Linked DNA regions of Homo sapiens: region 2 is linked to region 1. A link is a loop called in an ENCODE intact Hi-C map of the cell type or tissue named here. Cell type or tissue: PC-3. All regions are shown on one strand. Each heading gives the region's core, and the rest is flanking DNA. Links, peaks and the distances in the headings are about the cores only. Region 1 has its middle 53 kb from the start of STK38L. Region 2 overlaps STK38L (serine/threonine kinase 38 like).

Region 1 (16,558 bases), core at 4,134-12,133:
CATGAGACTTGGGTGGTAGGTTGGGCTTGGTGATTGAAGACAGTAGCAGGAATAGCAATAATGGCTGAATTCAAAGGACTTTAGGGATGGGTAACCCACCTCTGGGTACTGGAGCAACAGAGGCTCTGGGGATGGAGAGACCAGCAGTAAACTCCACTGGCTGAGCACCAGCAGAAGCAGCACCAATGTCACTGAGGTTCTTGGAATGATACGAGGAGCAATAGTGATGGTTAAGTCTCCCCAATTATAAACATATTTTTTGCTCAAGAATTTATGTAGCAGAATGCCTTAATACAGATTAAACTTTATTGTTTTATTTATTTTAACCTTTGAAACACTAAATATAACTCTCTTTTGAAGTATATGATTGTATAAGGATTTAAGGAAGCTGTCCCTAGAAAAAGTAATGTGAGGATTTAGAAGGGTGTATTCAAACTTGTAGACTAGCCACTCTTAGACGAGAAGCCACAGCGCCACTGAGTGAAAAGAGGGAAGAATCGGTGTATACAGGTTGACAGCCCAAAAGAAAGGCAATGGCTCCTGAAAGCGGTAACAAAGGGAGGGAAATAATCTAGAGCAGGGTCTGGCGGGGGCACCAGAATCTGGGTGTCCCCTCTGATTCCAGCTAGAGATCAATGTTCACCCAGGCAGATCCTGGAGCTGTGATCAGGGGATAGGTCTGCTGCAAGTGGCAATCATAGCAGCACCTAAAGCAATGGCCAGAATGGAGGAGCCCTCATCCCAGTGCTGCAGTCCAGGGAGTAAATGCCTAGGCAGTCTGCCACTTTGCTGTTAAATACCCATTTATTTTTGTGCTTCGAAGGAGCCGCCCATGAATGTTCCAGTCACTGTGTGAGTCAGTCTTGTTCCCCAAGTGCTGCTGCAATGCTACAGCCATCCCACCCTCTCCCCCTGCTTCCCGGACTCCATCTGAGACACTGCTCAATTCCCCTGGCTGCTGTTGAGCTAGGGGCTGGGCTGGGGCTCACACTCTGACACTAGGTAGAGGCCCAGGATTGCAGAGGGTGGGAGGATGGGGGAGACCTAGGCACTTGAGTATGTGACGAAAAGTGGCATTCAAATCCCTGAAGAAATGGCAGGATCTTTAAAAAATATTGGGAAGATTGGCTAGTAATTAGCAAGAAAATATTAAATCCTTACCTCATTGCACCAAATAAATTAGACAGGCTAAAAATTTACATGTGAACACTTTAAAACACAAAAGTAAAATAATACAGGGGAAAAATAATGATAAATAATGTTGAGTACAATTGAAAACTTCTGTGTGGCAAAAAAATCATACACAAAGTTGAAAGACAAATGACAAACTCAGGAAAATATTAACAATACTGTCCAAAGGCAAAGGGTTAATATCCACACAATAATAAAAGAGCTTACATAAATCAAGAAAAATTAACAATCTAATAGAAAATAATGGGTATAAGTCACAGATAAATTAAAAATGCAAATGGTCAACAAACATGGAAAAATGTTCAATTCACAAATATTCAGAAGGCAAATTAAACAATAATGAAATGATTTTCATCTATCAGACTGGCAAAGATCTCTAAAAATTGATCAAACACATGCATTGACATGGTTAGGAGAAACACACACTTTGTGTTTTTTCCGCGGGTATATAAAATAGCACAACTTCTCGAAAGGGCTATCTGACAAGAAGTATCAAACATAAGATGTGCAGACTCTTCACTGCAACAATTCTACTTGTCAGACTTTACTCCAAAGAGATAATACAAATTTGAAAACAGGTACTCACACTTTATTTATACTTTTGAAAAACAGGAAACAACTTCAGTGTTCCTCAGTAGGGGTTGGCTAAGTAAATTGTGGTCTAAGCATCCATGGAACACTATGCAGCCCTTAAAAAGAGTGACGCAAATCTATTAGGTTGGTGCAAAAGTAATTGCGGGTTTCAAAAGCTGAATATATAAACACAGAGAGATGGCTTCAATTATTGATACCTTGAGGCCCATTTATTCAATGATGTCAATTGTTATCCTTCCTCATCAGCAGAGTTTCTGATCATTCTACTATTATTATTATTGTTATTGTTATTTGAGACAGGGTCTCACTCTGTCACCGACTGGTGTGATCTCAGCTCCCTGCAGCCTCGACCTCCTGGGCTCAAGTGATCCCCCCAGCTCAGCCCCCTAAGTAGCTAGGACCACAGGCACACGCTGTCACACCTAGCTTAATTTTATTTGTTTATTTTTTTGTAGAGACAAGGTCTCAGTATGCTGTCCAGGCTGGTCTCAAACTCTTGGCCTCAAGCGGTCCTCCTGCCTTGAATCCAAAGTGCTGGGATTACAGGCATGAGCTGCTGAGCCTGGCCTCTACCCTTAATTAAAGACTCTGGCAACTGACATATAGTCTTTCAAACCACTATCATCCAAGGTTACTTAAATATCTGTGTGGACATATCATCCCATTTCTAGTCTCAGGAAATTTTGAATGCCTCATTTTCAATAAAATGCAGTAGATTGATACTCTACAGTCACATGCTCTCAAGGCCACAGTACACACAAACTGCCTCATCTCTAACATTACTAAATCAGGTATCCCTCTCTCTAATCACAGTCTCTTATCCTCTCAACTGGCATGCCTAACTGTCATAATACATTTGTTCCCTTTTTACTTCAGGTCCTCTAATCCACGCCCCCATTCATCTTAGACTTAATGATCCATCATTTCACACTTTCTCCTGCCAATATTTTAAGTACCTTCGCCTCATTATTCTCACTGCATCTGCAACAAAAGCTCCTATCCTTTGTTTTTGTTTTTCATACCTAGGCTGCCAAGCACTGCTAGATGATCACATCTTGGTAGACAAGTATAATGATACTTATCCGGGCCCTTTCCGACTAGGCCCTTTTCTTGGGTGCAGTTCCCTCAAAGGCAGAGCCTGAGACAAGGATCTGAATGTAAGTGGTTTATTTGGAGATAAACCCAAGTAAAAGAATGAACAGGAGAGAGAGAAGAGAGACAGAGACGGAGAGGGAAACGGGACAGAGTGGAGGAAACCAACACAGGGTGTGTTGATGAGCAGATTACTACAGTGGGCTCAGTTCCACTGGAGACCTCCAAGAGCCCACCTGTGAGTTGGCCCCCATATTTCTCTCTGTCATTGGTTGAGAATGGCTCTCGGTGGCATTAACTCCCTTTTATTCCAGGCTGCCTTATGCACAAGTCACACAAGCTCCCAGCTAGAGAACACCCCCCAGGCAAAGCTGTAGGTGCCTGCAATAAAAAGCTGTCAGCATGTTTGTACCTGAACCATGAGTGCCAAGGGGATTCAACGGGGCACCAACAGCACATGTTGCAGCCATCCTGTTCCAGTCTCCTTGACGTGTTACCCTAGTTACCCTCATCCCCCCTCCCTACAACCAGCTCAAAATTCCTCTCATCATTGCAAATCTCTGATGCTCTTGTCTCCTCACTCTCAGCAGATGACCTTGTCTCCTAGTTCACAAAGGAATATTGAAGATCTCAGAATGGAACTTGCCAAGTTCCTGCCAACAATTCTAACATGCCGCCCACATCCATACCCATCACTTCTCCCTCCTCACCTCTTCATTAGAGGATGCATTTCTCTCTTATCTAAGGCCAAACTTCTCTGCCTATTCTTGGTCCTGTCCCTTCCAGCTGCTTGGCCACTCTCCTCAGTTGATTGCCTCGTCTCCCTCGTGAGTCTTCAACGACTGTCTCTCTCACCTCCTCTCTCCCATCTTAAAACAAACAACTCTCGGTCAAATCCACATCCCATTCCATCTATTGTGCTGTCCCTCTCCTCCTCTCTCCCATCTTAAAACAAACAACTCTCGGTCAAATCCACATCCCATTCCATCTATTGTGCTGTCTCTCTCCTGCTCTTTACACCAGAGTTTATTGAAATAGTATCTTAGACATGTGGCCTCCAGTCTCCTCTCATTCATTTCCAATCAGTCACAGGTGATCTCCCTGTGGCAGAAGTCAGAGGACACCAGTCCTTATCCCTCTTGCCCTTTCAGCAGCATTTGACTCTGGACATTCATTTCTCCCCTGGACTCCCATTGGAGTGATTCTTTTGATTTTTCTCCTTTCTCTCTGGCTCCTCCCATCTCAGTCTCTTTATTCACCTCTTTGATGATGCTGTTTTCAGCTCTCCAACCTTCTTCACCAGTGGCCTTACCCACTTCTACACCATTAATTATCATGTCAAGGCTGATGATTCCCAGATCTACAGAAACAGTCCAGGTTTCCCCCCTGACTTGACCTAAATATGCACTTGCTTAACGCTCACACTCTGTTCTGTCATTTTAACCAAGTCATTAAATTTCCCTTAACCTACGTTCTTGGGCAAAACATGGAAATGAGAGCAACTACTTCTTTATTTTGAAATAATTCTAGAGTCACAGAGAGTTACAGAGATAGTACAGAGAGGTCCCCTGTACCCTCACGCAGTTTCCCCCAATGGTTATATTTTATATAACTATAGTACAATATCAAAACCAGGAAACTGACATTAAAACAATGTATATAGTTCTCTGATATGTTATCAAGTGTAGATTCATGAAACCACTACTGTAATCAGGACACAGAAGTATTCGGTCACCACAAAGATCCTCCTCATTTGCTTCTTTTTAAAAATGTTTATTTTTTTTAAATCCTCATCAGATCCTTGAGAGAAGGGACATACATATAATTTTGCCATGTGTTCTCAGTGTCCAACATGTGCTCTTAAAAGGCATTGCTAAATGTTTGGGAAAACAAGAATGGAATAAAAGAAGGCAGATTCCATCTGTGGAGGTCACAGACATCAGCCTGGGAGCCAGGACAGACCATGAAACCTCTTAGCTCCATACCAGGAGCCAGGAGCCAGGAGCCTGAGGACAGAGGCTTCCTCCCCAGATTTACATCCTGTTGAATGAGATGTTGGCAGACACAGGCTAGAAGTCGGAGTGGTGAGGCTTACCTCACACTCATTCCAACAATCACAGCCCCTGTCTGTAGCAGAGAGGAAGGACTTTTTCAGTCCAGGACCTTTTTTGGAAATCTCTCACATCACACCACATGGCCAGTTCCCCACTCCAGCTATCTGATGCCTGCCCTGCTCTGCCTGACATCACTGGCACATTCCTGTGCTTGCTGGCAGCACCCAGGAGATCATCCCAACCTCTGCTTTTTTGCTACTCAGCCAGCATGTGGGACATTTGTCTCAAGGCTCAAGAAAAGTGTTTGGTCCTAGGGCATGATTTAAAAATTATGCTTAACAGTAATTGCCCTTAATAGGTCATATTTGTTTGCTCAGTAATTATCATAGTCAATAAGTGAACTCTGAAACTAAGAAGAGAGGCAAAACATAGAACAAAACAGCTAAAAAATGCAAAGACAGCTACACATATGTTCAGGTTATAAGCCCTATATAGAACGTGTGTGTGTCCGTGCCACCAAATTAGGTACTGTTGGAGTGAAAAATAAAGGAGTATTTATCCAGCAGTGAGCTATGTTATTATATTATAATAGGCTTTAATTAGAGAGAAAGTCAAGTTTGTGTTCCCTTAATAGCCTGGTTAAAGTCTCTGAAATTAGAAAACTTAGCTTAGAATCTTTGTGTCAGCAATGAGCAATCTGTGTTGTCCATTCTGCAAGTCTCAAAGGGCAATTATTTGATTTACAAGCCAGAAACTCATTTATCAGTTGTAGTTTATAAACTTGGTGCAGCAATTTGTGAGTTGACGTCATGCTTATAGCAGGGTGGTTTGGAAACAGTCCACATGGGGATTCATTTCATTTCCTTTTCTTTTTTTTCCTTTTTTTAGACAGGGTCTCACTCTGTCACCCAGGCTAAAGTGCAGTGGTGCAATGACAACTCACTGCAGCCTGGACCTCCCAGGCTGAAGTGATCCTCCAGCCTCAGCCTCTTGGGTAACTAGGACCATAGGCACGCACCCACCACACCTAGCTAATTTTTTATTATTTTTTTTTATGTTTGTAGAGACAGGCTGGTCTCAAACAGTCCTCCCACCTCAACCTCCCAAAGTGCTAGGATTACAGATGTGAGCCACTGTGCCTGGCTGGATTTATTTTCAGTAGTGGAAGTGAGAGGCATGGAAATAAGGCAACACCTGGGTCCCTTGGTCTTGAGAAACTTGGAGATTTGGAAGCACAGTGTGTCTTGTACATTGAGTAGAGGGCCTGACTGATCTCATGTCAGAGTCCCTCTGATTTTCAAGCTCTACATTCACAGAGAGCACACACAGAATGGATGGGCATGTGTGGAAGTTCAGGGATCTTTGTTTTGTTCACTGGCATTTCCTCAGTGCTCAGAATAGTGCATGGTGGGCTCTCAGGATATTTTTGTTGACTAATTATTCAATACTTAACAATGTGTGCAAAGGAGAAAGAACAAATCAATAGCTATTCAGTTGCCAACAAGCCCAGAGTGTCACTCTCAGACTTAGCCACAAACTTTGCTGTTGGGTCACAGCAAAATGAAAGAGGAGAGGGAAAAACCAGGAACCAGAAGAGTAAGGACTGAGGGTGAACCGAAGGAGCTCTGGAAACTCTGTGGTCCAGGCCCAGCGTGGTTTGGTTTAGATGACAGGTTGGTTCAATCTAAAGTGTGGGACACGTCAGTGGGAGTTCCAGTGACAGGCTAGAATCAAAGTCAGGTGGATGGAGAGTGGGTCAATCCCAGCAGAGCCCAGCCAGTGGCTGAAGGTATCAGAGAAAGGACTTGGTTTTATAGGGGAGGGACCTGGCAAGAACTAAGAACATTTGAAAGGGCAAAAGAACTAGAGTGCAGGGCTATGGAAATGATCAAAGTGCAAACATAGTGCGTTAACATGGTAGGTGCCTGGGGAAGGCTGTTATCTGTCCAGTCGACATGGATGCCCAGGGCTTCCTAGGTCTTTGCTGGCAAGTCAGATTCTAAGGGTCAGCAGCTGGACAAGGGCTGATGATAGTGTAGGCAGGGCCAAGCCTACACATAAAGGAGACCAGATCAGCTCTCTCACTGCACGCTTCCATTGTATCCTTAATATGCTTTTGGGCAACACTACTTACACTTGCAATTACCTCAACAGCTTTTGTACCTTGCTGGTATATGAGGGCGGGCATTGTTTTTATATTGACTACCACTATATCCCCAGCACAATACTTGGCACATGATGCGCACGCAGTGTGACTAAAGGAAAGAACTGGGGCCTGTCTATGGAAGAGGCTTGCAAAAGCAGAGATGGACTCTGAGACTCAGCAGACTTACATCCCAGCAATATTTCTCAACTCATCTACCTCTTACTTCTTTGCAAGGGTCAGGACTGGAATTAAGGAGAAGGAAAGTACACCACAGTCATGACCTGCCCTGTAGAGCAAAGCTTAACAGGACAGCTCTGCTATGCTGCCCCTGTTGTCCTGAATAGCACCAGATTTTCTGTTGCAATTACACAGTTTAGTCTTTGAATAGTGCATTTTCATGCCAGCATTTTCTTCTACATTAAAGAAGAGAGCTAATAAGACAGTATGAGGGTCCAAGGAGAGGAAAGGTGAGGAGTAGAGAGAGGAATGAGAGAAAGAAAAGGAAGAAAAGTAAAGATCTCATTATCATTTGCACCAGGACTGGATTTGGGCTGTTAATGGCTCTGCTTCTCAGTTACTGCCCCAACCTGCCCATTGCTGACTTCTACTCTCCTACGATGCTGCAGTGGCAACAATCACCTCAGGAGAACCTCCCAGAGACAAACAGCCCTGCCCACCACACAGCAGAGCAGCAGCCAGTTTTGTTCTGACCTCCTGACTTCCACACCTCACATGTTAAAGTTCAGCTCCACTGCACTTGCTCCTCTCCTAGGACTTTTCTCCTTGTAGCATGAGCATCCCTGTCAGTGAGACAGAGCTGGATGGTATTAAACTCTAGAACGCCTCTGTAGCCAAAGCTAATAAACAATGGAAAGAAGGGTGGATGGTGGAAAAGAAAGATTCTCTGTGTGTATATGTGTATTTTTAAACTAACAGGAAAAACATTGCAAATGGAATTTCAGTAGAACAAAATCTTATCCAACAGGAAATTTTAAATGATTCTAAGAAATACCAAAGAACGCAGACTGTTTGCAGAAAAACCAATGGATGACAACATTGCCTCTAAAAGGACTTGCTGTTTGAGATAAAAAAAAATAGCAAAAACTGGCCTACACCCACAAAGCAAATAGCTGTAAGGGATGATGGGAACAAACTGGAATGTGGAATTCTTTGACCCACATTTTTACAGCAAATAAAAATAAAGGATTTCAAATGTAATCCTAGGAGGGTAGGGGGAAAGAAATCAAAGAAACCAAATGACTTAGAACTAGCAGAAATAATTTCCGGAAAAAAGAGGCTCTGGGCATATATGGTAAGGGGAAAAATATCAGTATCTCATTCAGATGTATTGATCTCTTAGGAAGGGATTTGGACTTTTCCTCCAAACACCTTCTTCCAGTGAAGTTAGTGCTCACTGGAGCCCACATGGGAAGCAAGAAGTTAGAGCTTCCAGAAAGTCCACTCACAGACACAGGTGGTTTTTGAGTCAAGCCAAGGGATGTGTTAACCAGCTTACTCTTCTAGGTAGTAGAATGCCAGTTACAGGCTAGGCACAGAGCAGGAGAGACAGGGTATCCTTGGATTGTAATCCATTTTAAGAATTTCTATAAATACAATATTTACCCTCAAGGCATGCTTTATTGGTTTAGGGTCATGCTTTCTTTTTGAATGACAAAAGTAATCCAACACAGAAATATCTAACCACTGTGCAAAGGAGATATGAACATATACTCCATTCATGACACATGATACAAATGCAAAATACAGTTTACCAGAGGGAACCTTACAAACACAGAAGTAGCAGAGCTCATGCAATCCCGCAAGTTATCTTTCCCAGGAAAAGCATGCTTAGACTGGGACTAGAGAGATATAGTCACAAAAGGACCTATTCCACAATGCTCTACATACATATAGAGAAAGGTGATCATGTACCAATGGGAGCTTGCAGATCAACCTGTTCAGAAGGGAAGCTATTCCTCATCTCTAAAAGAAAGATAATAATTGTACTTACTAGCTGGGTGCGGTGGCTCACGCCTGTAATCCCAGCACCTTGGGAGGCTGAGGTGGGTGGATCATATGAGGTTAGGAGTTTGAGACCAGCCTGGCCAACATGATGAAACCCCATCTCTACTAAAAATACAAAAATTAGCCAGGCATGGTGGTGGGCGCCTGTAGTTCCAGCTACTCAGGAGGCTGAGGCAGGAGAATGCCTTGAATCCAGGAGGCGGAGGTTGCAGTGAGCCAAGATCGTGCCACTGCACTCAAGCCTGGGTGACAGAGTGAGCCTCTGTCTCAAAATAATAATAATAATTGTATTTATCTCATAAAGCTATTAGAGAGATTAAGATAATTAATACTTATAAAAGATGTAGAACACTGCCTACACATAGAAAGCAATTTTTCAATTAAAAAATATGTATCAAATACCAACTATGAATCAAGTGCCATTTTAAGGGCTGAAAATGCAATGGTGAAAATGGAGCTTCCATCTAGTGGGAGTGAAGATAATAAACAGCACAGCGTATAATACAATGTCATGTAATAATAAGCACTCTAAAGAAAATAAAGTGATGGGAATGCTTTTTGTACATAGGTTGGTAAGGAAACGCCTCTATGAGGAGATGACACTTGAAGAAGACCTGAATGGAGTAAGGACACAAAACATGTGGCTATCTAGGGGGAAGAGTATTCTAGGCAAAGGAAACAGCATGGGCCAAGGTCCTGAAGCAGGAGCATGCTCAGGGTATTCCTGGGATAAGAAGGCCGGGTTGGGCACGGTGGCTCACGCGTATAATCCCAGCACTTCAGGAGGCTGAAACGGGTGGACTGCTTGAGGTCAGGAGTTCAAGACCAGCCTGGCCAACATGGCGAAACCCCGTCTCTACAAGAAAAAATGCAAAAATTAGCTGGGCCTGGTGATGCATGCCTGTAGTCCCAACTACTTGGTAGGCTGAGGCAGGAGACTGCTTGAACCCTGGAGGTGGATGTTGCAGTCAGCTGAGATCATGCCACTGCACTCCAGCCTGGGTGACAGAGCCAGACTCTGTCTCAAAAAAAAAAAAAAAAGAGCTGTGAGCAAAAAATATTGGGAAATGAGATCAGAGAAGTAGGCAGGGGCCACATCTTGCAGGGACTTGTAGGCTATGATAAGGACTTTGGATTTTGATTAAGAATAATGGTAAGCCATGGGAGAGGATTAAATGGTGAAGTGACATTATCTAATTCATGTTGTGGAGGGATTGTAAGAGAAAGAAAGTAGAAAGAGTTGTTAGGTAGCAATACTCCAGATGTGAGATGATGGTGCCTTAGGCTGGGTGGTGCCACTATTTGTCCTGAGTGACAGCTGGCAAGTATGGTGACGCCATTCTTTCAGATGAGAATCATCCAGGAAGGAGCCGTTGGGTTGGAGGTATTCAAAAGTTTGGTCTTGGACATGTTAATTCTGAAACATAAATTAGACATCCAAACCCAGTAGGCAGCAGCAATGAGATTTACAGCAGTTGACCATTCATCAAAATAATGCTGCAGCAAGCATTCGCCAAGATGGGTTTGAGGGCCTGTGTGGGGAGCACTGCAGGACATTGGCAAGGACCTATGGGTCAATGGCAACTACTATGGATGTCAAGGCATTGGCTCCCTTCAGGAAGACTGAAGGAGAAAGGAAGGAGCATGGCTCAGAGGCCCTTCTGGAGTGGTGTGAACTGCAGTAGGGTGAGGTGACATCAGCTGCATTTGGGGAGGTGGGGGAAAGGGGTTTCTCAGCTGGGTCCAAATAGCTCCAGTGTCTCACTTGGGATTTTGCTCTATTTATAGCTTCTGAGGCTGAGGGTGGGGGGATGAGGCAAAGATCAATCACTTAATATTTCTGAACCTCCTGCTTTTATCTTTTAAGGAAAACAGACTATTCATAGTAATAAGAGCTAATCATTGAATATTTTTCTATATATTGCATACTGTACTAATCGCTTTATAAGCACTGCCTCATTTTATCTTAACAATATGCTGGGAGGCAGATGTCAGCTTATAGATGAGGAACAGATTTAGCGAGAACAAGTAACTTTCCCTGGGTCACAGAGCTTGCATTTATTTATTTATTTGTTTATTTATTTATTTATTTTTATTTTTATTTTTGAGATGGAGTCTTGCTCTATCACCCAGGCTGGAGTATAGTGGCACGAACTCAGCTCACTGCAACCTCTGCCTCCCAGGTGCAAGCGATTCTCCTGACTCAGCCTCCCGAGTAGCGGGGACTACAGGCATGCCACAACTCCCGGCTCATTTTTGTATTTTTAGTAGAGACAGGGTTTTGCTATTTTGTCAGGCTGGTCTCAAACTCCTGATCTCAGGTGATCCACCACCTCAGCCTCCCAAAGTGCTGGGATTATAGGCTTGAGCCACCATGTCCAGCCACATAGCTTTTAAGTGGTTAAGAGACAGGGACTAGAATTGAAATCCAGATAGTCTGACTCTAGAGACTGCTACAATGTTCTGCTTCCAGCTGTCATGTACTATTTCTCTAGGATAAAAGTCACACCTCACATATGTGTTAACATACTTCAGAGCCCTCCGCAGGAACACTGGCATGATTAATTTAGGTGCCTTAAGGCAACAGCAGCTGGCCAGCACCAAATGACTTGTTAAACTAAATAGTGGCTCCCAGCCTCACCATGGACATTCAGATGTCCATGTCCTAAACTCTGTAACCTGTCGCTGTTACATTTATGGCAAAAGGGATTTTGCAAATGTGGTTAAGTTGGCGATCTTGAAATGGGGAGATTGTCCTGGATTAGCCAAGTGGGCCTGATGTAATCACAAGGGTTCTTCTAAGAGGGAAGGTAATGTGAAGGTGGAGGTAGAGAGAGATAGAGATTTGAAGGTGATGCTACATTGCCACTTTTGAAGACAGAAGAAAGGATCATGAGCCAAAAAGTGCAAGGAAAACAGCTCTAGAAGCTGGAAAAGGCAAGGAAACATATTCCCCTAGAGTCTCCATAAGGAAGCACCCTGCCAACACCTTGACTTCACCCAGTGAAACCAATTTTAGACTTCTGGCTTTTGGAATTACAAAAGAATAAATTTTTGTGTCTTTAAGTTGCCAAGTTTGTGACAATTTATTATAGCTGCGATAAGAAACTATTAATAATATGAATGGAGTGGGGTGGCAGGCATGGCAGCTACTGGATGAGGATGTCAGGGAGAGCTAGAACTAGTGCGGTGGTGAAAGCCCCTGGACATATTCAAGGATAGAATGGTCTGAGAAAAGGCTAAGAAGTAGCCACAAGCTGTTCAGCTGAGGATAGCTGCAATTTCTAACACATCCCACAGAAGGCTGGGCTTCTGGAAAGGTCAGGATAACTATTTAAAGGATTGTTGAGTCAAAGGAACCTCTGCTGGTCTGACCAGGCTTTCTTCATGGTGCAGGACTGAGGAGACCATGCATCCACTTGGTGAGATGGGGACCCAGGTGCTTTGCTGGTCAAGCAGTGGCACCTTGGCTCAGCACACAGCACAGTGTTTTATACATAATGGGGCCCCCTTAAGGTTTGTCCCTTGTGGACAGCGTGACTCAGAAGTAGGAAACACATACACATATCCACCCGCATACATACACATCTCAGAGTTGAGACAAACATTTTCTCATTCTAGATTTCTAAATAAGCCCTAAAAATAAAAGCCCTGAAAAAAATTCTACCCAAATGTACAGGATTAAAGAATAATAATCTGATGTAGGGCGTGGCTTTTCTCTAAGGAAATTCGTGCCATTTATCACAGATACTCAGGTCCATGAGCACTCCACCCACAGCAGTGGGAAATGTCAACGTTAGCAAGGAGAAGTTACCACTGTACCTGATTTATCATGGCCTCTGGGGTAAAACTGCAAACATATGCTATATTAATTAGCTTTAATCAACCATTGTGTAAGGAATTGAAATACCAATACTCTATCATTTTTAAACAGGGCAGTCTGAATTTCCTAATGTTGGCCTCTGGAAAGACTACTTGCCAACACACTGGGAGTATTTCTTGATTTGCTCCCAAGGAAAGCATTATTCACAGAAAGACATTTTAGCATTTCAGAGCTCTGGAGCCCTTAGTTTCAAACACTCTTGGTTTGAGTGACACTGAGTCAGAACTTAATGGTTTTTGGCCTATAGTCAGCAAGATTTATGAATCAGACTCCAGATACAATGCCATTTCTATTATTAACTTCTTTTTACTGATTATAAATACTGTGCAAGAGCCCGTGGCCTGCAGTGCCACAAGGTCCATCTCAAATGCTAAGGTTCTCACAGTGGTGGTCACACAGGCATTTCCTTTACAGTATCCAGTTCATACTCCTGCTCCAGCTGTGGTTGGTGGTGACAGAGGCAGTGATGTGAGGTTGCTGCTACAATAGCAGGGAGTTTCCGGCCCCAACCAAGATTAGAGGTGCAGGCAGGCAACCCCAGCATCAAATGGTATAACTGATTTCATAAAGCTATGAAAAGGAAGTCAATCTGGGAGAGAGGTAGACTCTGGCAAAATGTAAGTGTTACATTTACCCCTCACCTGATGAACTCCTACTCACACTTCAAGGCTCAATTCAGATGTCTGATGAAGATACCATGAGATTGCATGACAAAGCTTAGCAGAATTATGGGAAGGGCTTCTTCCACACCTTGGCTTAGAACAGAGATGGTTCTGGGGTAACACAGACTGACGGGAAGACAGTAGCACCTGAAGGGATAAAAAAAAATTACGGTGTATGTCATTGTAGAAAACATAGGAATGCAGAAAAGTGTACAATAAAAAAATCCAAATCACGCATAATAGAACCACATGGATATAGAACTATTAGCAATTTACTGCATTTTAAAAGGTATTTTATTTCCAGACAATTTTTTAATCATTAATAAATTATGGCAAATCCATATGATACAGCCAGTAAAATCAATTTTTCAAGAATATTTAATGACTTGAGAGAATGTTTGTGATACAATAAAAATTCATGTTGTACTTTTTTCAGTATGATCTAAATTTTGTAAAAAGAAAACATATACACATCTGCATATATACATTTAAAACTGCTGAGGATTAATAAACAAATGAATTATAAATGAAAAATAACTGCAAATTCTTTGTCACTCTCTAAGTCATCCCAGCCCACCCCTGAGTTGGGGTCTATTTCTTTTCCTTCTTGAATCTGTTTAGGCCTGAGACTGATTTGACCAATAGAATACAGGATAAATGATTCTGTGATAATTCTGGGCCCGGCTTTTTAAGAGGACTGGAAACTTCTAATTCTTCCCTCTTGGAACTCAGCTGCCAAGCTACGAAGAGACCCAAGCAGCTATGGAGGAGCCATGTTGAGGATGATCATCCCCTTTGGCCAACAGCTGTAGCCGGCACTGGCCAGCATTCCTGCCAGCTTGCCAGGCATGTGAATGAACCATCTTGAAAGTGGGTCCTCCCTCCTCCAGCGAGGAATACACAAATGGTGTATTTCTGTCGGCTAAAATCAGAGATCTTTGTGACTTTTCCTCCTTTGTTCATTGTATTGCTTTCTTCCACTTAGCTTCTTCATATGTCAATATTCCCTTCTTCAATTTTTGATAATATGCCTGGATGATTAGTTAAGATGATTTCTCATTAGAAAATGCTGTGGGAAAATACACATATATACACATATTTTATGTAAGTGGTTTCCCAGTTTTCAGCAGTACAATAATCATTTTTAACTAGGAAGACATACTTTTTTCAAAGACTTGTCCAAAAACATACCAGGTTGCTGTTTGGTGCAATAATCAGGTATTTATTAGAGAGAAGTATAAAGGCATGTGAGAGGCCGTGTGCCTCTGACTATCTGATTCAGGTCAGGTGAAGGTTGGCTGTGTTTTCTAACTCAATAAATGGACTGTTTAATAAAAGGTAATTTAGCCAAGTGCAGTGGCTGACACCTGTAATCCCAGAACTTTGGAAGACCAAGCCAGGAGTTTGAGACCAGCCTGGGTTACATAGCAAGACCTCGTCTCTACAAAAAATTTTAAAAATTAGCTGGGCATGGGAGTGTGTGCCTGTAGTCCCAGCTACTTGGGAGGCTGAGACAGGAAGATTGCTTGAGCCCAGGAGTTCAAGGCTGTAGTGAGCTATGATTGAGCCACTGCATTTTACCCTATACAACAGAGCGAGACCCTGACTCTTAAACAAAAAAAGGTTATCTGCCTAACGTATTCAGCCATACCAAAGCCAGGGGTGCCAACCATATTGTTTCTGTCTTTTGGAATCATTCCAAGATATAGAGCTCTGAGAGAGGATATTCCATGCTGTAAGACCTTAGTAGCATAAAACATTCCCCTGTCCAGAATTGCTTTGAAAATTCTGACACCTCTCCCCGCCAAAAAAATACTGGACAATAATACATTCAACATCACATTAGGTCTGAATATGAATAACTCATTTTAATTACTTGCATATATTTAGTACAGCATTACACAATGTTCACATGCCTGCTATTTTAGGAACAATAAGACTTTGAACTTAATCCTTAATGCTTTTGCCTTAAATCCAAGATAGGACAAATTTGGACATACGTCTGCAGGACTACTCCTCACTCCTAGGAGGAAGGAGATTCTTCAGAATCAGCTCTATTCATGTGTTTGTAGTAAGCCATCTCTGATTGTTTTTATTCACAATACTTCTGACACCAAACATGGGGTTTTCACTCACATCAATCCATTCTCTAACTCTTCGAACACCAACTAAGTGTTCTACAATTCAATTCAATTCTGACACCATCTACCCAGAGTGAGTGCAGACCCCACAGGTTAAGGGCTTGGTCCCACAAGACTGTTCCCACTTCAGACACCAATTGCCAGTTTGGGCCATTCATACTCCTGAGCAACTGGTTATAAAGTAGGGGGATTCCTACAACCCTCTCCTCAGGTTCACAGACCTCAAGACAGTGCTTTACTTACTATTCCCAGTTTCTTACAAAGGATACAATTCAGGAATAGCCAAATGGAAGAGATGCACAGGGCAATGTATGGTGGGGTGGGTGGGGATGGGGGAGGAGTTTCTAAGCCCTCCTTGGGTCCCCACCCTCCTCCCAGCACTTGGATGTGTTCACCAACCCAGAAGCTCTCCAAACCCCATTGTTTAGGGACTTTTTGTTTTGTTTTTGTTTTGAGATGGAGTCTTGCTCTGTTGCCCAGGCTGGAGTGCAGTGGCTCACTCTCAGCTCACTGCAACCTCCGCCTCCTGGGTTCAAGCGATTCTCTTGCCTCAACCTTCCGAGTAGCTGGGGGTACAGGTGTGCGCCACTACACCCAGCTAATTTTTGTATTTTTAGTAGAGACGGGATTTCACCATGTTGGTTGGCCAGAATGGTCTCGATCTCTTGATCTCGTGATCCACCTGCCTCGGCCTCTCAAAGTGCTGGGATTACAGGCGTGAGCCACCGTGCCCAGCCTGTTTAGGTTTTTTAATGGAGACTTCATTACAC
Region 2 (16,558 bases), core at 2,768-10,767, 72 kb before region 1:
TTCCCTATTTAATAAATGGTGCTGGGAAAACTGGCTAGCCATATATAGAAAGCTGAAACTGGATCCCTTCCTTACACCTTATACAAAAATTAATTCAAGATGGATTAAAGACTTACATGTTAGACCTAAAAACCATAAAAACCCTAGAAGAAAACCTAGGCAATACCATTCAGGACATAGGCATGGGCAAGGACTTCATGTCTAAAACACCAAAAGCAATGGCAACAAAAGCCAAAATTGACAAATGGGATCTAATTCAACTAAAGAGCTTCTGCACTGCAAAAGAAACTACCATCAGAGTGAACAGGCAACCTACAGAATGGGAAAAAATTTTTGCAATCTACTTATCTGACAAAAGGCTAATATCCAGAATCTACAATGAACCCAAACAAATTTACAAGAAAAAAACAAACAACCCCATCAAAAAGTGGGCGAAGGATATGAACAGACACTTCTCAAAAGAAGACATTTATGAAGCCAAAAGACACATGGAAAAATGCTCATCATCACTGGCCATCAGAGAAATGCAAATCAAAACCACAATGAGATACCATCTCACACCAGTTAGAATGGCGATCATTAAAAAGTCAGGAAACAACAGGTGCTGGAGAGGATGTTGAGAAATAGGAACACTTTTACACTGTTGGTGGGACTGTAAACTAGTTCAACCATTGTGGAAGTCAGTGTGGCGATTCCTCAGGGATCTAAAACTAGAAATACCATTTGACCCAGCAATCCCATTACTGGGTATATACCCAAAGGATTATAAATTATGCTGCTTTAAAGACACATGCACACGTATGTTTATTGTGGCACTATTCACAATAACAAAGACTTGGAACCAAGCCAAATGTCCAACAACGATAGACTGGATTAAGAAAATGTGGCACATATACACCATGGAATACTGTGCAGCCATAAAAAATGATGAGTTCATGTCATTTGTAGGGACATGGATGAAGCTGGAAACCATCATTCTCAGCAAACTATGGCAAGGACAAAAAACCAAACACCACATGTTCTCACTCATAGGTGGGAATTAAACAATGAGAACACATGGACACAGGACGGGGAACATCACACACTGGGGCCTGTTGTGGGGTGGGGGGAAAGGGGGAGGGATAGCGTTAGGAGATATACCTAATGTTAAATGACGAGTTAATGGGTGCAGCACACCAACATGGCACATGTATACATATGTAACTAACATGCACATTGTGCACACGTACCCTAAAACTTACAGGATAATTAAAAAAAAATTAGCATCACAGAATGAAAAATAAGCCACCGACTAGCAGAAGATAATTGTAACACATAAAAACAAAGGATTAAATACAATGGTAATACAATGATAGCTATTCTTACAAAGTTGTTTCTATGTCTCAGGTACTATTCTGAACAATATACATGCATCTTGAATGCATGAAGAATTCCTATATAAGAAAAACACAAACAACAAAATTTAAAATGAGCAAAAAACCCGAATAGGAATTTCACAGAAGAGAAAACATAAATGGCCCATAAACATAATAAAAGATGCTCAACTACAATTCTAATCAGGGAAATAAACATTAAAACCCCAAAGAGATACCACTTCATACTCTAACAAAAACCTAAAAGGCTGTGAATATCTAGTTTCGAATGAGGAAGAACAATGGGAAGACTATTCACTGCTGGTGAGGGTATAGATTAGTACAACTGCTTTGGAGAACAGTTTGATGCCACTCAATAGAGCTGAACACACACATGCCCAATGACCAAGCAATTCCACTCCAGGTACATACTGTAAAAATACTCCTGCACATGCAGAATAGGAGACACTGCATCATAACAATGTTCACTAGAACACGAGGCTGAGGTGGGAAGATGGCTTGAGACCAGGAGTTCGAGCCTGCACCAGTAGCTGGGACTATAAGCATATGCCACCGTGCCTGGCTGATTTTTTGTTGTTGTGGTTGTTGTTAGAGATGAGGTCTTCCTTTATTGAACAAGCTGGTCTCCAACTCCTGGCTTCAACTATCTTCCCACTTCTGCCTCCCAAAGTGCTGGGATTACAGGTGTGAGCCACCATGCCCGGCCAAGTTCTGCTTCTTAACCTGAGGTAGATACTTTGATGTTTCATTTTCCTTTATTGTACAGATATACTTTATATTCTCATATGTGACACAAGTCAAAATTTAAAAAAACAATTTAACGTTTATTCCCTTTAGATGAATGATGGGCAAATTTACATAATGAATTCATTACTGAAACAATGTATAGATTTCAGACTAGGAAAGTAACTATTTATAAAAGAAGAGCTTAAAACCTGCAACAGAAACAAAAACCCGAAACTGTAAAATTGAGTCAAACTAAAATTTAAAAAACAAAGCAATGATATAAAGTATCATTTGTCCAATGTGTTCTACAAAACGCTTTTTTCTTAAATATGTCTGAGGGAAAACAGGTTCTAGGAGTCAAATACGTTTGAAAAATGCTGGGTTAAACAACTGAACCTATGAAGGAAGGAACAGAACTTCTCAAGCTCTTGACTCCGGAATCTTTTTTACACAGCAGTTAACACCATGCTTCTTCTTGGATTTGTATTTCAGATAAACACAATCTGGGAAACATTTTATAACACAGAGGGCCACACCAGATTGAATATTGCCCCCAGGAATGAAATGAAAACAGGAATGGATTCTCCAGTAAGAGGTACCCAGATATCCTAATCTTCAGTAGCTGACCTAAATCCTGGACAAGTGGGATCAAACCCCATAACTAAATACAACTTTTTAGGAACTAAGTGGATAATCACTCTGTGTTGTATGAACATGTGGGCAATGTGTTTCCTACACAGCTTAAAAGTGCAACAAAAAAAGATCTAGGTGTAATATAAAGAATTTCTACCACTGTTAGGGTAATGGCGGACTGACAGGGAGAGGGTCTTAGATGTTACTTAAGTAAAGTTCAATAGAAGCTTCCAGCACAGATATTCATGTTTCAAATTGGATCGCTCCATTAAAAAGTTTTTCCACTAGACTTCCCCGAATCAAATTATAAATTATCTAATTTTCTACTAAAGTTTTCCCCAGGCACAGGGAATATGTGGACTGGACCTACAAAATTCTTCATAATGTGCTTTTATTACTATAGGAAAAGATGCACATTTATTTTAAAAACTTCTCTATACCACTATCGTAAACCTTTGCACACACTTATTTCTTTTGGAAGCTAACTTCTGAGTGGCAACAATATATATTCTTAAGAAAAAAGTCTGACACAATGCCTTTGTGTCTTAAAATATGTTAAAATATTATTTGAAAAGAGTCAAACATCTGTCTTTTCAGGGTATCACAGGGAGTCAAACTGGAAAATGTGGCACTGTCAGGAGTTTCTACCTGGTGAAGGGTAGCAGACTTTTCTCTTCAGAGGGCTCTTGAGAGGGTAGCATCCATTATCTTGCCAGTTTACCACAACCTAGGCCCAATCCTCAGCCTTATAGGTTCAGAAATTTATTTTTATCAGCATCAATAGGGTAGCTACATTGCTTAGAAGCAAACAAAATTAATCATGCTTCAACAGAAATCAGGATACAGATATATTAATACAGAATGACAAATATAACTGTGACAGAAATAGGAATGCCTGTTTATGGTCATACATGGCCAATACTTTCATTACAGCCAAACTCACACATGCAGCCAAATAAGAGGCCCCTGGATACACAGGCAATCAGAATAAAAAAAGAAGAACTGAACATTTAATAGTCTTCTTTCATTCAATCAATAATTTTTTTAATTAAGCAACTACTATGTCCAGGTAACCTTCTAGGTCCTGGGGATACAGAGGTCTCTGCTTACAGAAGTCATAGGTAAGTAGCAGGTGAAGAGTATGTGTTTCACAGAAGTTTATTACAATATATTAATAACAGCAAAAAATTTTGGAAGCAATCTAAATGTTCAATAATAGAGCTCCAATTAAATAACAATAAATCCAAATAATGAAAAATAATGCAGCCCTTTAAGAATAGCACTTGCAAGCCATAATTCATGACATGGGAAAATTATCATGATGGAAAAAGAAGCAAGCTATATATAGTGCACGATCCTATACACACACATACACACATACATATTTCCTATCCCTTTATATGCATAAGAAAACAAGCGGAAGGAAAGCCATATCTTTAGTCAAATCTTGTTTACTAAAGTACTATTAATGATTATCTTTTCTTTTTCTTCATACCTTTTTGCATTTTTCAATTTCCTAAAACAGCCTTACATGCCTTTTATCACCAGGAGAAAAATTACTTCTAAAGTAATTTCAGTCAACATGCATACTAAGAACTCTTCAGATTTATCTATTAGAAGCTGTGCATGAATGCCAGTCCTTGCATCTGCCTTGGAACTCACAGAGAGCTCTTTTCCTATGGCTTTAAACAATACTCAAAAAGAGTAGCATACCTGAATTTCCTAGTCCTATGTTTTTGTCATCCAACAGCCAGTCTTGTCTAGCTGTTTTCTAAACATTTCAACCAAAACATTTTTTTACAGATAACTCATACAGTCATCCTTTGATATGCATGGGGAATTGGTTCCAGGATCCCCCTTGTATACCAAAATCCATGGATGCTCAAGTTACTGGTATAAAATAGTGTAGTATTGGCATATAACCTACACACATCCTCCTATATACTTTAAATCATCTCTAGATTACTTCTAATACTTAATATGATGTAAATGCTACATAAATAGTTGGTATACCATGCTGTTTTTTATTTGTATCATTTTTTATTGTTGTATTGTTTTTTCTGACAATTTTGTTCCACAGTTGTTTGAATCAGTGGATGCAGAACCCATGAATATGGAGAGTCAATTGCATTTAATTATGCCCAAAGGTAAATGCATAACTTTTTCCCCACAGCTAATCTTCTAGCAACCCCATTGCTGTCCATGGCAAGCAGGCTTAGTTAATCTCTCCCATTCCCATTTCAGGTTCTTTAAAACCTCTTTCAAAATCTCTTTCATCCCACCTTATTCTTCATTCTCACTTCCATCAGCATATCAGTCCAGGCCCTAGTAACATTAATGTTACTAATGGCACTGTTGGTAACATTACTTACCAGCATTCAAGTGGGTCTTCCTGATGCCATTCTCTCCCATCCTGAAATCATTGCTCATAGAACTTGTATGATGTCATTCATTGGCTCAAAAACTTTTAAAGCTTTCCTTTTTCTACCATCCCAATCTAAATTTCTATGCCTGGCTTTTATTAAAGCCCATAATTTGGCCCCACCCTAGCCATTTAACTTTATTTTCCACTATTCACCAGTCTCCTCCCTCATCAACGAGAAGACATACCATAATCAACCTCACCACTAACCCTTGGAATATCTAAACTTAAAAATGGTCCTTCCTTTCCCCTTTACTTGTATTTAAAGAACCTGACGAACTATTCCTCCTCTGCTAAACTTTTCACAATTTCTTCAGCCTCATTTATGTTTCACGTTTTCAGAACATGTCTTGCCATTTATTAGGAATCTCACAATTAGGCACTCTCACGTAGACAGATTTACAGTCATGTATGTTGTCATCTTCTATTAAATTCCACACTCCTTGAAGGCAGGAGCCACGCCTTATTCTGTCCCCCAAAGTACTCAGAATGATGCAGAGCACACAGAAAGTACTCAAATCTTGTTGACTGATCCAGTGAGAAATGACCAACTTCAGTTCCAGCCTCTCTTTAACATGTACATAGCAATTTGGGCAAGTCAAAGCTCCATCCTAAAGGACATAATAGGGGACTCTTTAAGCACATTATGATGAAGGCCCTTTAGGGATAACACCAGAGTGATGAGGTGCCCTATACCAGGGATAATGGAGACAGAGTTCTTGCGATTCATCACTGGGGTCCTCAAAGCATCTTCCAAGGGGATAATAAGGAAGGACTCAAACACCTTTCAATCTCCATGAGACCAGGCATGAGGTCTTTTGAAAGAGTTCTTTAACTGGAGTGAATGTCAAAGAGAAGTGTAATAAAATAAAAGACCTGCTTGTTCATAAAGTGATACTACCTAAATCACCAAATCTCACTGAGCCTTGGTTTAACTCAAGAGGTTTCATGCCACTGTAAGAGGTGGTAACTGCCAACTGATAAGAAATATTTTCATATGCATAGTCGTAGTGCCCCATATTTATGAACTCCTTAAGAGTCTTCAAAAAGCTTTCTATATACATTATCCTTTATTTTCTAACTTTTCTAAATACAAGGTGAGAGAGACACAAAGTGTTCTATCAAAACAATCTTGGCTGGGCACAGTGACTTACGCCTGTAATCCCAGCACTTTGGGAGGCCCAGGTGGGTGGGTCACCTGAGGTCAAGACTAGCCTGGCCAATGTGGAGAAACCCCATCTCTACCAAAAATACAAAAATTAGCCAGGCATGGTGGTGCACGCCTGTAATCCCAGCTACTCGGGAAGCTGAGATGGGAGAATCGCTTGAACCCGGGAGGCTGAGATTGCAGTGAGCTGGGATCCCACCACTGCGTTCCAGCCTGGGCAACAGAGTAAGACTCTATCTCAAAAAAAAAAAAAAAATTCTCAGAGTCTACATATAACAAATATTTTGTTTTATTCTTAGTGTACTTTAAATACATCTATCCATATTATTCCTTTTTTTTTTTTTTTTAATTAGAGATAGAGTCCCACTCCATCACCCAGGCTGGAGTGCAGTGGTGCCATCATAGCTCACTGCAGCCTTAAACTCCTGGCCTCGAGTGATCCTTCCACCTCAGCCTCCTGAGTCACTGGGATTACAGGTGTGAGCCACTGCACCTGGCTGTTTACCCATATTATTCTAAAATTAAGAAACATTTCAGAAATTGACTACTCAATGATTTTATCAGTTTTCTGCCATGGAAAATGTAATGTTTTACGATTTTTAACGTTAATACCTAGCAAAGTTTCTATAGTGCTTTCTCAATAGGTATTTTGATTTGAACATTTTGTACTGAATCAGTGAAAATATATGGAATTTACTAAATGTAAATTATAAAAACTAATTTTCAATAAAATTTCTATTTTTAAAAGTTGAAATTTTACTTTAAAGACATAATTTGTATTTAGTTTCAGTGTGTAATGGCTGGCTTCTCAATAATGGCATTATTATTGTCTGGGCTCTAATCCTAAAATATAATTTTTTAAGAGAAGGGACTATTGTGAGATTTCTGTGGTTTCTTATAGCAAATGAATAGCGTCAAAAATGGTACAAATGGTACACAAACGTCTGATTCATACCACAGCATACAATCATCTGTAACAGACTTTTCACTGGTGAGGAAGTATACCTTGCAAAAACTAAGAAAAGAATGTTTACCCAGAGATCTGCTGCCGCTGCTGCTAATAAAAACTAACATTTACTGACTGCTTCCACATGCCATGCATATGCTAATAAACAGAACTGTATGCCATATATACTGTATTAGTTAATAATATGTAAGGCTTTTAAAACAACATCTGGCAAATAGTAAACCCTACATAAAAGTTTATCATCATCATCTTCATATCACTCAATTCTGAAAGCAAGGATTAATGACTCAAGAAGCAGGCATTACTGCTCTCCACTCCCCATTTTACAGATACAAAAACAAATTTAGAGAAGAACTTAAGAAATTTGTTTCAGGTCACACAGTTAAAATGGTGATGGATCTTGAGCTTTTTCTAATCACTATGTAATTTTGATTAACTGATCAAGTAGACCTTAAGCTGAAAATGGAAGAAGAGATACAAAAAGTTCAGATATTACTGTAACAATGAAAGAAGCTGGCTGGGCATGCTCTGAAAAAGAAAACTGAAAATAATGGGAAAGCTTGGGTCAATTATTTGTTGCAGAAAAACAAATGGGAAAGGTGTTAGCAACAAAGTGGTCTCAGGTCTGTGGAAACCCATGCCCAGAATATGGGTATTAAACAAAGAAAGAAAACTGACAATTTACAAATAAGTTAATATGATACTATTAAGCATCACTGAGATTTGATGAAATGGGACTCTGCACTAGAACAGGGCAAAAGCAAGGAAAGTAGAAGCATTAAGAATTGCTGGTATTCTAGAGACTGAGGCTGACACAAATAAGCTGTGATGGGGACTTCAACTTTTGGGATAGCCGCTAGAATTCTCCCACAGATAAAATCAATGTCTCTGATAAATGCCTTGCTAACCCTTCCACCTCTCAAATAGGAAAAGAAATATTCTGGATGTGAATGTGACCACTGGGAAGAAATTCGATGATAAATGGAAGTACTGGGAAACCGGAGAGCAATTTACCATGGAATTTTCAAGTTTGTTACAATAGCTGGGAATGGAAACATGGGACACAATTAGGCAACAAAAATTACAAAATGTTCAGAGAAAAGAAAAGTAAGTCCTGCCTGAGACTCAAAAAAGAAAGATGAGTCATCTGTTTTAGGAAGCTCTCAACAACAGAAGTCTAGTTAAACTAGCCTTGATTAATTAATTCAACAAATATTTACTGAGCATCCACTATGTGCCAGATACTGTTCCTGGCACCGTATAAAAATACAAATGACACAAAATACCAGCCCTTATGGATCTTATATTCTAGTGGGGCGAGGGGATGGAAAGAAAGTATAGGGGCTGGGAGAGGCATTACAATTTTAAATAAGGACATCAGAAGGTTTCATTGAGAAGGAGGTTTGAATGAGATGAAAAAGAATGATTTAGAAATCTGAAGGGAGGAGAGTACCACACAGCATGTATGGTAAGTGCAAAGGCCCTGAAGCAGAGGTATGCAGTAAGAAACAGCAAGGAGTTCAGTACGGCACAGAGAGAGTGAGGGGGAGTGGTAAGAAAGAGTTCAGAGAGGTGACAGGGGCAAGAACGTGTAAAACCCCGCAAAGACAGTAAGGACTTTGGATTACTCCTGAATTATGCCCATGAGAATTCACACTTATTAGGTTCCCTTTCACTAAATGCTCTCTTGTATTAAATACCTACTTTCACTAGATGTTATGAGAAAAATACAAAGGAAGGCAAACATGATTATTGCCCTGAAGACAGTGTCATTTTGTTCTGTTGGAAGTAAATTATAAATTGAAAATGAATTTAAAAGAATAACAAGGGAAATGTTCCATATCTATACATGATCTGATAAAGTACCAGACTGAAACTTGTGAGCTTTAGAATAATTCCTAGTTATATCACAAGAAGAATCCAGAAAAGAAAGATGAAAAAAAGAGACAAAGAAGGAGAATGAGTCAGAAAAACATGGTGGTGGTGGTGGTGGGGGACTTGTATAACCAAACAAGTGATGGACAGACTGACATAAAACCAGTATTGCTCCTATCCTCTTTCTTCTAGTCACAACAAAAAGATTAAAACTTGATATAAGAAACAGAGTTCTGGCTATAAACTGCAAAGGATATTAATGACAGAAAATGGGAAGATTCTGAAAAGACTGGCTGCACAAAGAGCTCTTCAATGAACTCAGATTTTCAAAGACACAGAAAAAGAAAGGAGGGACACATAACATGGATGCCTATAAAAGAAACACAGGATGGTATCAGGAAGTAAAATGTCCACAATGAGCTGAACTTAAGAAAATCAGCAAGGGCTACAAAAAGGACTTTTGAATTTATGTCTGGAAGAGAAAGTTTACAAAAGGCCTGGTATACACAAAAGGCTGAGTACGTTGGTTAAGGTAAATGGTGTAGTTAATACATGATAGGAAAAAAAAGGGGGGGAAAGAAACCCTTCACTTCTATTTTGCTTTTTAAAAATTCTACACTTGAATACCCCCTCACAGTTTACAAAGACCTTTTACATATTTCTACCTGGAGAGGTAGGTATGACGCCTATTTTATAAAAGAGAACTTCCAGTCCAGTGTCCATCACTCAATCCCTGCCTCTCTTCTCAGTCTAGGAGAACGACAGCAAAAAGTGGCGCGTTAGGATGAAAGAACTGATGCCCATGACACGTGAAGCGGCCATAAAAGACCTGCCCCCGACACACTGCAAATCTGACTTGACCAGTTGTCTACTGTGAGCCTGCATGGGAATTCTGCTGAATGCTATAACTCTTTAACAAGTCAGGAAGACCAAAGAGGTTAAGACAGGAGACAAAGTACTCCATCTTTCAGAGTGAGGAAAAAACACAAACATAACAAAAGAAAATGAACATGGCAAAAGATTAACTCTGTGTTTATCATTCAGCCGGAAGAAAATCCTAGATGATTATAAAACAGTTTCTGAATAGACAAAGATGGGCAATCACTGAGAATCAGTGTAGGTTCAGGAAGAACAAGTCTTGCCAAGTAACTTTATTTCTTTTGTTGGCAAAGCTATAAGACAAATCTATGTGATGCTCTGAAAGGTATTTAACAAGCTCCACTCTCCATTTCTTTCTGAGAGGAAGAGAGATGGGCTGAGTAACACATATACATAACCAATTAAATAACAAAACTCAGAATGCTCATAAATAAGTTCTGCAATATTCACTGGGCTTAGGCAATAGTGTTACCAATGATCTGGATAAAAGTTTTTCCAACATCCTTATCAAAATGTAGGTATGACCAGAGCCTGGAGAGAATAATGAAAAAAAGGAGAGCAGAGTCAGATCTAAAACAATTTTAACAGAATATTAACTGTAACAAATAAAATTTAATAGAGAAAATGTAAAGAATTATATTTGGGTTAAAAAAATCAAATGCTAAATACAAATTGTGAAAACTGTTGTATACATAAAAAAGCAACCAGGCCAGGCACGGGGGCTCACGCCTATAATCCCAGCATTTTGGGAGGCCGAGGCGGGCACATCACCTGAGGTCAGGAGTTCGAGACCAGCCTTGCCAACATGGTGAAACCCCATCTCTACTAAAAATACAAAAATTAGCTGGGCATGGAGGCAGGGGCCTGTAATCCCAGCTACTTGGGAGGCTGAGACAGGAGAATCACTTGAACCCAGGAGGTGGCAGTTAGTTGCAGTGAGCCGAGATCATGCCACTGCACTCTAGCCTGGGTGACAAAGTGAGACTCCATCTCAAAACACACACACAAAAAGGCAACTATCCCAGCACCTTGGGAAGCCAAAGCAGGAGAATTGCTTAAGCTCAGGAGTTCGAGAACAGCCTAGGCAATATAACGAAATCCTGTCTTTATTAAAATATTTTTTAAATTACATTTTTAAAGAAAGAACTAAAGAGTTTTTTCAAATAAAAGCTTGACATAGGCCGGGCATGGTGGCTTATGCCTGTAATCCTAACACTTTGGGAGGCAGAGGTGGGTGGATCACTTGAGGTCAGGAATTCGAGACCAGCCTAGCCAACATGGTAAAACCCCATCTAAAAATACAAAAATTAGCTGGGTGTGGTGGCACTCGCCTGTCATCCCAGCAACTTGGGAGGCTGAGGCAGGAGAATCACTTGAACCCGGGAGGCAGAAGTTGCAGTGAGCTAAGACTGTGCCACTGCACTCCAGCCTGGACAACACAGCAAGACTCCACTTAAAAAAAAAAAAAAAAGCTTGACATAAATTAAAGTGTGAAATGGCTGCCCCTAAAATTTATACAATCTTAATCTTGGGCTGAGTTGACACACACATATAAATAAAGTCATGCACAAGGAAGGTGAATGCCATACTCTACACTGTACTAGTTGGCTCATATCTGGAGAAATTATTCAATACTTAGTGATGCCCTATAGTCATACAAAGGGCAAAATAAATGTCCTCATAATTTGAAAATTAAGTCATCCTCTGGGAGTAACACCAGCCTGAATCAAATAGAGTGATGGAATTTAGCCATCACTGTAAGTAATTCCAAGAAAATGTGTGACTGAAAAGGGCCGGGGATACCCAAGTCTGGTCAAAAGTGAGTAGGTTATAGTTTCTGGGAGACAGGATTGGAATGTGAATTAAGAAAGCTGAAACCTTGTCAACTATGTTGACAGAAGGAGGTTATATTAATCTGAGGTAGTGGGGGCAGAGCAGGAGTTTAACAAGGAAGACTTTGCCTATGTGACCCCAACACTGTCTGAGGTGAAAGCACACTGACCATATCCCCAGAGCAGCGCTGGACAGCTGCATCCTTATAAAGACTCTCCATCAGGTTATCCTGACTTAGTGACACTCCCCATTAAGATTACCCATTTGATTACATGGGCTGGCTTCCCCTGTAGATTCTCCTATAGTGATGAGAGTGTGCTCACCAAACTATAAGCTTCTGTTCCACTCACAGTTATATTAATAAATTCACTAACTGGCATTCTTGGTTTTGTGTCAGTCTCTCCATCACTTGCTAACTATAAGTAAATTCCCGTAATTCTAGTGACTTCTGGAAAATGTTCAGAAAAATGTTCATAGCTAACGACCTAGGTAAGTGAGGTATATACCTTAAATATGACAATCCATATCCAGCTTCTATCCATCTGAGAAGCCCTATGTTCCTTTATGACAATTCTATTTGATGTAAAACGGAACCACATATTTTAAGAGAGAAAACAAAATAAAACACATGGAGGGGAGTGACCAGGAAGGCAAGAGGTCTGAAATCCATATTTGAACAAATTCAATGAAGATACTTAGCCTGAAAGAGAGATGTTAGATAGCCATCTTCAAATATTACTCTTGCAGTGACATAAAATTATCTCTAATTCTGAGATGAGAACCAGTTGAAAATTATATAAGGAAACACTTTCCAGTTAGCACTGTCCTATGCCTGGCACATAGCAAATGCTCATTAAGTTTTGACATATAGTAAATGCCCAACATTATTACCTCTTACTGTAGTTTGGATATTTAAAAAACATAAAAGAAATACATACTAGACACTGTCAGAAAGCCTAGGAGAGGTACCTAACCCTGCCAGAGGTAAGAGGTCAAGGCAGGCCTCCCTGAAAGAGATGCCTAAGCAGAATACCAAAGAAAGCACAGGAATTACCCAAGAAGTATAGGAAAGGGCATTCCAGAAAGTAGTGTGTGAGACCGAAGGTACAAGAAAGCTAGTGGTTCAGTGTGGTTGGAGAGGTGAGTAGGGGAGTGATGGAAGACAAGGCTGGAAAACTAAAAAGGAACTCATGTGTCACACTAAGGAGCCTGGAAGAGGCCATGGGGAGTCACTAGAAATTTTAAGGATGAAAGTTACATAATGAGATTCAAGTTTAGGACAGTCATTGTGGCAGCCACATGGAAGACAGACTGAAAGAAGGCAAGACTGGTAGCAGGGAAAGATGGCTAGTTCAATCACTGGGCACCTGAATGAATATTCTGGCACTGGAGGAAGAGCAAAGGCAGAGTTCAAGACATAGTTAAGGAAGACCTAAAAAATGACTAGATGTCAGTCATAAACAAGGAGGACGAGTCAAGGGTGATTTCCAGGTTTACAGCTTAAGAACCAAATAGAGAACAACGCCATGCACTGGGAAAGCTAAGGAGCACAAGAATGGCTCTGTGAAGGGAGAAGATAAAGTCAGCTCTGGGTGAGCAGAATCCAAGTTATCCATGGAACACACCAAAGGTGGTGATATCTAGAAGACAGATGGACAATGGGGTCTTAAGATCAGGACGGGGACCTGAGCAAGATATACCGGTTTGGAAGTCATCATTGCAGAGAAGTTATTGAAGATATCACAGCATATGAGATCACCCACACTCACAGTGCAGGGAGTGAGAAGAGGATTGGGGACAAAAGAGCACATTAACCATTTAAGGGAATGAAAGTTAGCTATCTTATGATCTGTTAAGTTCCTTGTCTTTAGGCAAGGAACTTAAATATTTAGGCAAAGACTAAACATCCACTTGTTGGAGATGATGTACAGGGAATTCACAACAGAGTTGGACTAGATGACCTCTAAAGCATCTTTCAACTCTGAAAATCAATCAAAAACTTCAAGACAGTATTTCTTACAATCTGAGAAATAACTTTTCACCACTATTACAGAAAAGCTAAAATCTTAAGTATTTTTGTTTTTGGCTTTGTCAGTCCAATATCTTGTGTAAGTTCTAAAAAATAAATTTTTTGTTGTTTGATAATGTTTTCTGAAAGGGAGAGAGTACTTGGTTTACTTGTACAGAAAAGCACAGGCTCTAATTTCTTAGCCCTATTTTTCCTTCTGTGGGTCCAGTTACACTCTTGGTTAGTATGAAAATGCAGTTTTACTACGGTAAAAATTCAAACACATGTTCCCAGCTATTCATCCCTTTACTTTCTGCCACCTTGTGCCTGAATTGGGCTATACAATGGGGCTAATCTATGGATTTAGATCTTAAAGCTTTAACTACATTTCAGAAATGTGCTTATAATTTTCATTGATATTTAAAGTATGTTGATTTCTGTCTCCTTTTCTGCTCAATTCTAAAAATAAAGAGACACTGGTCCATATACAATTTTAAAAATTAAATCCAGAAATGTTTGATTAAAAGAAACTGCCATTTTTGGCATAAAAATACAACCAGAGTATTTTCAGACAGGACTGCTGGGAGTTCAACTTAATCCTTAAATATGGCACTGGTCCTACCAAGTGGTACCTGGAAGAGGTGTGGAGGTACTTGATCTCTTTTAACCATATGTACTTTTTCTCCCGCCCCCTCTCTGTGCCTCCCCTACCACCCCACAAGCCCGCTTTTCCTCCTTCTGTTCCTTTCACTTTCCTCCTGAGAGTGCCCATGATCTTTTAGTATTACCAGTAATGGCACTAAAGCCAAAACAGCTGCCAACCGCTGGCCTAGAAATACAATGGATATAATTTGAATTAGAGACTACCATTAACTTTTTGGTTGTCCTTAGAAAACAACTTTATATTCTGTTTCAGTGGTCCAATCCAAAGGACAGAAAAAAAAATAACCACTGTAGAAAGTAAATCTATGTAAAAAAGAAATCTGTAGTGCTTTTTATCTCTAGCAATCTAACGTAGATTATACATACAAAGTTTATAATAACGATTTGCACATACAGGTCTCTGAATGACCAAACAAGGATAGAGGAGGACCAGAGATGATGTTTGACACCATCTGAAGTTTAGGGTCATGTTAGTTATTAAACTGTGTTATTTTTAAAAAATAATAAGGCTTAGAGTAGAGAGGAGAAAAGAATCAAGGCTAGAACTAGAATAAAAGGACTTCATTATTAGGTATTACAGTCTTGGGAAATGTTTAAGAGTTCCATAAAACCCTATGGGAAAGGTAAATAATCATGTTCCTACCACAATCCCCTCCCTCAAGTCAGGTGCTCTTGAAGCTGTGCTTTGATGCAGCATTCTCTTTATACAACAACCTCGGTGGTTCTAGGCTTCATCAAAGAAAAGGATTTTAGTGGATTTACTTTTCTCTTTATCTCTCTGGCTGATGGTATCTTTACTTTTTCTGTTTAATTTCACAAAATGGAAGCAAGAGACAATTTATCACCAGCACTGCACTCCAGGTTGGGAGTGAGAAGCACAGAAGAGGTGCTTCCAAGAGGCTACTAGAGGCAACAGAAACACTTTCTTACAAAAGCTCAGAGTGCTAAAGCTGGATAAACATAAATAGACAGCAAATAAAAGTTCATTGCTCCTGTCCAGCATCACGGCAACAATTCCGGTTCCTGTGGCCCCCTAATATGCTTCGTGTCTTACATCACTATGTGATAATACCCGCCTGAGGCTTCTCGGCCTGAAACACTCCTCCTCACCCTTCAAGTCTAAGCTCAAACACTCACACATCCTTGGAAAGCTTCTCTCACTATCCCAAGTAGGTGCCCCTCTCCCTTAGGTGTGCCTCTCACTGCTCTTTCATGACAGCTGCTATGCCTGATTGCAGCTATTTCTACCCCTGTGAATGTAGCTCTCCAGTCACCTGCCCAGCTTCTGAGGGAGCACCATGTCTTTCCCTTTCCATATCTCCTGGCACACGGTATGTACTTTATGTACAATTCACAGTGAAAGAACTGCCTAGGTTCTTTCACTAGAGAGACCCATCCATGCAAGTCTCTCCTTCCCAATCTCACCTAGTTTAGAACTTCATTATTATCACCTAGATTATTTGTCTCTTCACTGGTCTTCCCATTTCTGGACTCTCTTTCCTTGAATTCACTCCATATACACTACTGCCACTTACAACTCTAAGTAATTAATGTACCAAGTTGAACAGGTGGTGAAGTAGAGAATGAAAAGCTGGAAAACATCAATTCTCTAAGTTCAAAGGGTTCAAATCCAACAGAGCAGAAAGAGAAGTAGATAATTAACAGAACTTACCAGGTGCTGTACAGATACACCCAATTTATGCTAATCCCTCTGCGTGGCATGTCCTTCACTCTGAAATGCTCAATTCATATTTCACTTCATATAGGAAGCTTTCCTAATCTCTACAGCCAGAAGCAATCTCTCTTTCCTCTGCTCCCACAGTACCCTGTTACTCCGTTGTCACTTTCTGTTTGAATTACAGTCATTTGTACCCATACATTATACCTCTTACTGGACTGAACTTTTCTAAATGGAGGGCCAAACATCTATTTGTCTCTATTTTGCCATGGTACCTAACACAGTGCCCTGCAAATAGCTGATAAATAATGAATTATGATGATTAACCTCACT

The links. Hi-C counts contacts between places; a loop is a spot of excess contacts. Peaks named below come from ENCODE experiments on the same cell type or tissue, not always from the same donor. Only the 100,000 strongest peaks of a DNase experiment are listed, where the experiment ranks them.
Region 2: a loop joins it to region 1, with 3 times the contacts of the local background. A loop is called at or near these places in 3 of 110 quality-filtered maps.

The regions. Positions count from the first base shown.
Region 1 is chr12:27,182,512-27,199,069 of GRCh38, reverse strand. It overlaps the pseudogene LOC124902904. Among named protein-coding and RNA genes, the nearest start is that of STK38L, 53 kb to the left of the region's middle. In PC-3, for the core only: no CTCF peak of the experiment used is centred there; a DNase peak (open chromatin) is centred at 8,179; H3K4me3 peaks cover 1,451 bases; H3K27ac peaks cover 2,010 bases.
Region 2 is chr12:27,252,821-27,269,378 of GRCh38, reverse strand. The region is part of intron 1 of STK38L (serine/threonine kinase 38 like); the gene reads right to left. Among named protein-coding and RNA genes, the nearest start is that of STK38L, 17 kb to the right of the region's middle. In PC-3, for the core only: no CTCF peak of the experiment used is centred there; a DNase peak (open chromatin) is centred at 7,358; H3K4me3 peaks cover 366 bases; H3K27ac peaks cover 972 bases.